Linked DNA regions of Homo sapiens: all the other regions are linked to region 1. Evidence: chromatin loops called from intact Hi-C (ENCODE). Cell type or tissue: CD4-positive, alpha-beta T cell. All regions are shown on one strand. Region 1 holds the start of POLD3 (DNA polymerase delta 3, accessory subunit). Region 2 has its middle 3.6 kb from the start of MIR548AL. Region 3 has its middle 8.3 kb from the start of MRPL48.

What was found. Hi-C counts contacts between places; a loop is a spot of excess contacts. Peaks named below come from ENCODE experiments on the same cell type or tissue, not always from the same donor. Only the 100,000 strongest peaks of a DNase experiment are listed, where the experiment ranks them.
Region 2: a loop joins it to region 1, with 4 times the contacts of the local background. A loop is called at or near these places in 11 of 110 quality-filtered maps.
Region 3: a loop joins it to region 1, with 9 times the contacts of the local background. A loop is called at or near these places in 3 of 110 quality-filtered maps.

The regions. Positions count from the first base shown.
Region 1 is chr11:74,591,127-74,593,626 of GRCh38, reverse strand. POLD3 (DNA polymerase delta 3, accessory subunit) reads right to left here and starts at 1,045. Exons shown (of 12, transcript NM_006591.3): 1 at 909-1,045. The coding sequence starts at 968. RefSeq lists an enhancer at 750-1,383. In CD4-positive, alpha-beta T cell, no CTCF peak of the experiment used is centred here; DNase peaks (open chromatin) are centred at 686 and 1,066; H3K4me3 peaks cover 1,346 bases; H3K27ac peaks cover 1,330 bases.
Region 2 is chr11:74,401,562-74,404,061 of GRCh38, reverse strand. No RefSeq gene overlaps it. Among named protein-coding and RNA genes, the nearest start is that of MIR548AL, 3.6 kb to the right of the region's middle. In CD4-positive, alpha-beta T cell, no CTCF peak of the experiment used is centred here; no DNase peak of the experiment used is centred here.
Region 3 is chr11:73,778,283-73,780,782 of GRCh38, reverse strand. No RefSeq gene overlaps it. Among named protein-coding and RNA genes, the nearest start is that of MRPL48, 8.3 kb to the left of the region's middle. RefSeq lists an enhancer at 1,192-1,551 and a cis regulatory region at 730-1,604. In CD4-positive, alpha-beta T cell, no CTCF peak of the experiment used is centred here; a DNase peak (open chromatin) is centred at 1,222; H3K4me3 peaks cover 1,204 bases; H3K27ac peaks cover 1,314 bases.

The DNA of each region.
Region 1 (2,500 bases):
TGGTGCAGGGGTCAGGAAACGAAAAAAGTGGGTAAATATTTTTATAAGAGATTAGATTGGGAACTACCAGCATCAAGCCTTCATCCCTCCTAGACCCAGGATGCCTGCACTCTCTTCTCTCAAAGTCTCTTCCAATTCCAAATGTCAAGCTTCCAATAGTTAGAAGACTTGCACAGGTTAGGCAAAGGCAGTGTGATGTAGAAGAAAGCATTAGTAAGAGGACAGACCTAGGTTGAAAAACTGCCTATCCCTTACCAAACGCAAATAAACAAGTTATTTGGCCCCTCAGCTTCAATTTCCTCATCTCGGGATACCACCACCGACCTGGGATGGGGTGCGGGGAGGTCACTGTAAAGATTAAAGTGCCTTGGCACACAGCAGGCACTCAATCATCACGGTTTGCAAAGTGCACTCACATCCATCAATTCGCTCGATCTTTTCCTCACCCGTGTGAAGCGGATCAAACCTCTATCAATGCTTAAATTTCCAGGAAGAGGAAACAGTATCTGGAGGTTACGCAACTTGTAACTTAACACAGTTAAGACACGATTTCCTCAACTGTAAACTTAAAACTTTAAACGCCAACCACCTTAAAAGAAAGGTGTAGGGACGCCTTAGAACTCTCAGCCAACGGCCCTCCCTCCGCGCCCGGTCTCCGCGGCTCCAGCCCCAGGCTCTGTTCCCAGCACGCCCACCCAAGGGACGCGGACTTCCGTGTGTGCTGGAGGACCTTCCCGACGAGTCCTCGCTCGCTCTGGGGCACAGAGCTCGCCCAGGTCCCCTCGTGGGGACCTGTCTCCCCTGGTCCCCACGAAGCCACAAGCAGACAGAGGGTCAAGGCTCCCGCCGCCCTAGCCGGGCCCAGGACCCCGGTCGCACGCCCGCGTTCCCCAGTAGTAGCTGCTCACGATCTTGTTTTGGTCCGTGACGAACTCGTCTATATTTTCCAGATAAAGCTGGTCCGCCATGGTGCGGCAGCGCTGGGACCCGCCTCTAACCCCTCTCTCAATCACAGCCACAGCTCCCGCCGGCGGGAAACGTCTTTGCTCCCTCCCAGGTCCCGGGTCGTTTCCCCGGCAACGGAGGCGACGCACTACGGCGGCCCTCGAAGGGTCAAACTAGTCAGGGAGACGGCGCAGACGGAGGTAGGCAGAGCTAGTAGAAAACACCGAAGTGCGGGGCCTCCTGGCTGGTTTTTTCCTATACCTACGTACCTATGATAAAGTTTAATTTATAAATTAGGCACAGTAAGAGATTAACAAAAATAACTAACGATAAAATAGAACAATTATTATTATACTGTAATAAACATTAGTGAATATGGTCTCTCAACAGATGTCATTGGGTATAATATTTCCCTACCGAGGTTGGCTGCGCGTGATGAAACCCGGGAAAGCCAGGATAAAGGGGAGACTATTGAAAACAAGTAATTTTAGTAGTGCTGCCAACTGGGGAAAAGTACTGCCTGTTATAATCCCTCAGAGTTGAGAAATTAGGGAAGGTTTTTCCAGAGGGGTTGAGGAGAGGCTGAGTGTTTCGGATAGAAGCAGGAGAATTTGCTGGAAAAGAGTTCATTATCTCTGGATTGTTAGGAGAAGAGGCGGATGAGAGAGACTTGGGAGAAACCAAATCGTTGTGCCTAGGAGACTGTGAAGAGGCGCTTGAGCTGTGTTCTCAGGAAAACTTGGAGAAAAGTTATCAGGTTGGGGAATTTCAACTCAAATTTCTCCTAGTATCACCCCCGCAAAAATCTTTAATAATTGACTTCAGCATAAGCCGGTGCAGTTCAGTATCGCAGGTGTAGTGCGTAAGAGAGTGGGCTCTAGAGTCAGACTTACTGGGTTTGAATCCTGGTTTTGCTGTTTGTTGTGTAAACTTAGGTAATTCTTTAGCCACTAGGAGCCTATTTCCTTATCTATAAAATGGGAATAATAACAGTACCTACTTCAAAGGCTTGTCGCGACATGCATTCATTCAAAGCATAGCAAAATCCTGAGAAAGGCCAGATACTATTCTGAGTGTTGAGGTGCTGGGGCTGCAGCTATGAGCAATAATAAACCGAGCCTGTTCACATGTAACTTACATTCTGAGATTTTTAAGTGAAAGATAGTGGTGGTTTAAAATAGGGTAGCAGACCGGGCGCGGTGGCTAACGCCTGTAATCCCAGCACTTTGGGAGGCCTAGGGGGATGAATCACCTGAGGTCAGGAGTTCGAGGCCTGCCAGGCCCACATGGTGAAACCCTGTCTCTACTAAAAATATAAAAATTAGCCGGGCGTGGTGGCACGTGCCTATAGTCCCAGTTACTCCCAGGGCTGAGGCATGAGAATGTCTTGAATCCAGGAGGTGGAGGTTGCAGTGAGCCGAGATCATGCCACTGCACTTCAGCTTGGGAAACAGAGAGAGACTCCGTCTAAAAATAAAATAAAATGGCTCGGCGCAGTGGCTCACACCTGTAATCCCACACTTTGGGAGGCCGAGGCAGGCAGATCACCTGAGGT
Region 2 (2,500 bases), 190 kb after region 1:
GAAAATACTTCTCTTTTCAGAGCAATCACAGAGCAGAATGATACATTTTGTCAAGATTTAAAGTCTTAAAGTAGGCAGGTAATGAGAGAGAGAGGCCCTGAGCTCTGCCTGGTGGTAGCATTTCAAGGAATGGGCAAGATTTTAGAGGGGATGGCTATGTGGCAAACCTAGACAGAGGCTTGGGGTTCCTAGCCTCAACCAAGTTTCCTGGTAATTGCTTACAAATGGCATGCAGGGAGAAAGCTGTCAGACTTCCAGTGTCAGTGACCACTACGGCTCTGGACAATGCAGATGCTTGCAGAAACCTTAATGAACTCGAGCTACAGACCCTTCCTGTTTTCCAAGTACCAGATAAGGCCTGGGTGGGGAAGAAAATTCCAGATATTAATGAAAATTCAAATTCTTGCTGCCCTAACAGAATGAGAAATTCCAGTCTTTTAATTAAATTTTTTTTTCTCTTTTTAGAGACAGGGTCCTGTTCTGTTGCCCAGGCTGGAGTGCAGTGGCACAGTCAAGGCTCACTAGAGCCTGGAACTTCTGGGCTCAAGGGATTCTCCTGCCTCACCCTCCCAAGTAGCGAGGACTACAGACATGAGCCACCATGCCCGGCTAACTAAAAAAAAATTTTTTTGTTGTCGTTTTGCAGAGACAGGGTCTTGCCATGTTGCCCAGGCTGGTGTCAAACTCCTGGGATAAAGCGATCCCCCTACCTCGGCCTCCCAAAATGTTGGGATTAGAGGTATGAGCCACCACACTTGGCTAGATTTTTTGTTAATAATAAAGAAATGTGTATTTCTTATACAGTAGAGGTTTTTCTTTTAAACTTTTTGATTTTGAAATAATTTCACAGCTGGATGTGGTGGCTCATACCTGTAATCCCAGCACTTTGGGAGGCCGAAGCAGGAGGATTGCTCGAGCCCAGGAACACAAGACCAGCCTGGGCAACATGGCAAGACCTTGTCTCTAGAAATAATTAAAAAATTAGCCAGGTATGGTGGCGGGCACCTGTGGTCCCAGCTACTCAGGAGGCTGAGGTGGGAGGATCATTTGAACCCAGGAGGTCAAGGCTGCAGCAAGCCATGGTTGCGCCACCTCACTCCAGCCTGGGCAACAGAGCAGGACCCAGTCTCAAAAAAAAAGAAAGAAAGAAAAGAAAAAAATGATGTCAAAGTTACAAAAATAAAAATAGTACAAACAATACCCATATATATATATTATATATATACATAATATATATTATATATACATAATATATATAATATATACACATAATATATATAATACATATACATAATATATATTATGTATATATACATTATATATTATATTATACATATATATGTATATATACACACATTATATATACATAATATATATTATATATACATAATATATATTTTATATATACACATATATATTTTTATGTATACATAATATATATAATAGATACATAATATATATAATATATTATATATATATTTTATATATACACTAATATATATAATGTATACATAATATATATAATATATATTATATATACATATATTATATGTATGTGATATATGTATAAATCTGTGAATTATATATTATAATATATATAACATATATTATATATTATATATAATATATGTTATATATATTATAATATATAATATATATATTATATATATTATGTATACATAATATATATTAGTGTATATATAAAATATATATATAATATATAATATATACATGTATATATAAAATATATATTACATATGTATACATATTACATAATATATATTATATACACATAATATATATAATACATACACAATATATAATATATACACATAATATACATTATATATACACATTATATATATTATATATACAAAATATATATAATATATATACATAATATATATCTCTCTCTATATATATATGTTTTTTTGAGACAGATTTCACTCTTGTCACCGAGGCTGGAGTGTAATGTGCGATCTTGGCTCACTGCAACCTCCACCTCCCAGGTTCAAGTGTTTCCTCCTGCCTCAGCCTCCCAAGTAGCTAAGATTACAGGTGCCTGCCACCATGCCTGGCTAATTTTTGTATTTTTAGTAGTGATGGGGTTTCACTATGTTGGCCAGGCTGGTCTTGAACTCCTGACCTCAGGTGATCCACCTGCCTTGGCCTCCCAAAGTGCCGGGATTACAGATGTAAGCCATTCATATATTCTTTACCCAGCCATTCACATATTCTTTACCCAGATCCACCCACTATTAACATTTTCCTCCATTTGCTTTGTCCTTTGCTATTCATTTAACTATGTAATATATATGTTTGCATATATACATATATAATAAATATTTGTATAGACATACACGTGGTCTTTTTCTAAATCATTGGAGGGTAAGTTATATATATTATGATTCTAAAATATTAGGTCCATTATATGTAATATTTGAAACATTATATTATATATATGTAGTAAATATAATACAGTCATGTGCTGCATAAGGAT
Region 3 (2,500 bases), 810 kb after region 1:
AGTGAAACTATTTGGTAGAGGCTTGGACTTGTTTTTTCTGGGGTCCTTACTCACCCAAGATGTTATGATTCTGAGTTTCTCAATTGTACTACTTTAGAACCCTAAGATCCTAAAATGTTGAAAGACTCTACAATCTTGTAATTCTTGTGGAACAACTTTGCAAAGAGAAGGTGAAGCTGTGGAATAGCCAGTTCTTAGCTGTCTCTCCTTCCCGACCTGCCCCATCTCCAAGAGGCTATCCACTCAAAGTTTATTTTTTATTTTTATTTATTTATTTATTTTTGAAATGGTGTTTCGCTCGTTTCCCGGGCTGGAGTGCAGTGGCGTGATCTTGGCTCACTGCAACCTCTGCCTCCCAGGTTCAAGCAATTCTCCTGCCTCAGCCTCCCAAGTAGCTGGGATTACAGGCGTGTGCCACCACGCCCAGCTAATTTTGTATTTTTAGTAGAGATGGAGTTTCACCATGTTGGTCAGGCTGGTCTCGAACTCCTGACCTCAGGTGATCCGCCCGCCTTGGCCTCCCAAAGTGCTGGGATTACAGGTGTGAGCCACTGTGCCCAGGCTCAAAGTTTAAATGCTCAACGGAAAAATATAAAAATCACAGTCATTCATCCATGGAATACTTTATCCTATCCATGCATTTAAAATCACAAAGAAAAACACTTAATATGCAAACGATAATACATAAGTTATACAGCATTGTCCCAATTGTGTTAAAATAGACACACAGAGGGAAAAAAAGAATGACAAAGGTTAATTATGATTGTTTCTGGCCGATGGGACAGTAAATCACTTTTGTTTCCATTACACTTTTCTTAATTTCCTAAAATATGCATATATTTTTATAATCAGAAAAAAAGGTTTTAAGCTCAAACGTGTCAGGCCACACCTGGTGCCGCGTCGTTGGGATACAGAGATGAGTCATCTCAAATGAGAGGGAGGGGCCAACAAGGCTTTGATTAGGGCTGGCTTGGAAGAGGAGGGACAAGTACTGGGTAGGGTGGGATCTGATCAGCTCAGCTCAGCTGGAGTTCAACCCGGAAGCGCTGACGGTGGCACACCAGCGGGCAAAATCCACCTCAAAAGCTGGAAATAACGTGGCAGCCCCGGCACAACAAGACCCGCCAGTTCAAGTCAACCTCACCGCCCTCTGGCCGAAGACCCAGGCCAACCCCGCCCCTTGCCTCTCCCCATTGGTCTGCTGAAGCTCGTTCGGTTCCCAGGGCCCGCCCCTCTGGGGCTGCGAGAGGAGGCGCGCTCCCTCCTCCACATGGACGCTGGCGGCCATGTTGAGTGTGGCTTGACAGGGGAGGGTGGGGCTATTCTCTGTTTCTGGCGTCGCTGACTCCATCCGACACATTCTGCAAGTGTTTCCCTTTAGTCGTGGGCTCTTGGAACCCCAAGTAAAGAGATGATTTACCACTGAAATGATTCTCACTTGGGAGCTGGGCGTTTGTGTGAAGTGCACACATCTTCCGCCCAGCCTCCGGTTCCCTGGAGGCCTGTGGGTTCTAGTTTTCCAGAGGTGATGTCATCGCAAAACCTTTGTAAGGTCCTAATGCCCGATGTTAGGATTGCAGAATCATTCAAAATGAGATCTTAGAGATTGGGTGGCTATATAATTTATTGTTCAAACTGGGATAGCTTTGAGAGTCTAGGGGTATACTATCAATAATTACAATCCACACAACAGTCATAAATGTGGACTGTTCTGGAGTTTATAGTCACTCTACTTAAAGTCACTCTATAGTCAGCTCGTTTTTTAAAAATTGTAGTCAAATATATATGAGAAAAATTTCCATTTTAACAATATGTGTATAATTCAGTGGCATTAATTACATTCACAGTGTCGTGCAATCATCGTCATTATCTATTTCCAAAATTTTTCATTACCCCAAGCAGAATCCATTGCCCAGTAAGCAATAACTCCCCATTAACCTCTCCTACTAGCTCCTGTTAATCTCCAGGACCCTTTCTGTTTCTATGAATTTGCTATATTTCACATAAGTGGAATCACACAATAGTCGAGGTTTTCTGTCTGCATAGTTTCACTTAGCATAATGTTTTCAAGGTTCATCTATGTTGTACCATGTATTAATACTTTATTTTGCTTTAGAGTTGAATAGTATTCCCTTGTATGAATATACCACAATTTGTTTATCCGTTCATCTGTTAACAGACACTTGGGTTGTTTCTACCTGTTGGCTATTGTGAACAAAGCTGCTACGAACATTTTGTACAAGTATTTGAAGGTCCCAAAACATTTTTTAAGCCATTTTAGTAGTTTGAAATGGTATATTTGTGGTTTTGGTTTGCATTTCCTTGATGATTAAAGATGTTGTGGCTGGCGTGGTGGCTCACGCCTGTAATCCCAGCACTTTGGGATGCCGAGGCAGGCAGATCACAAGGTCAAGAGATTGAAACCATCCTGGCCAACATGGTGAAACCCTGTCTCTACTAAAAATACAAAAACACCGGGCGCAGTGGCTCACGCTTGTAA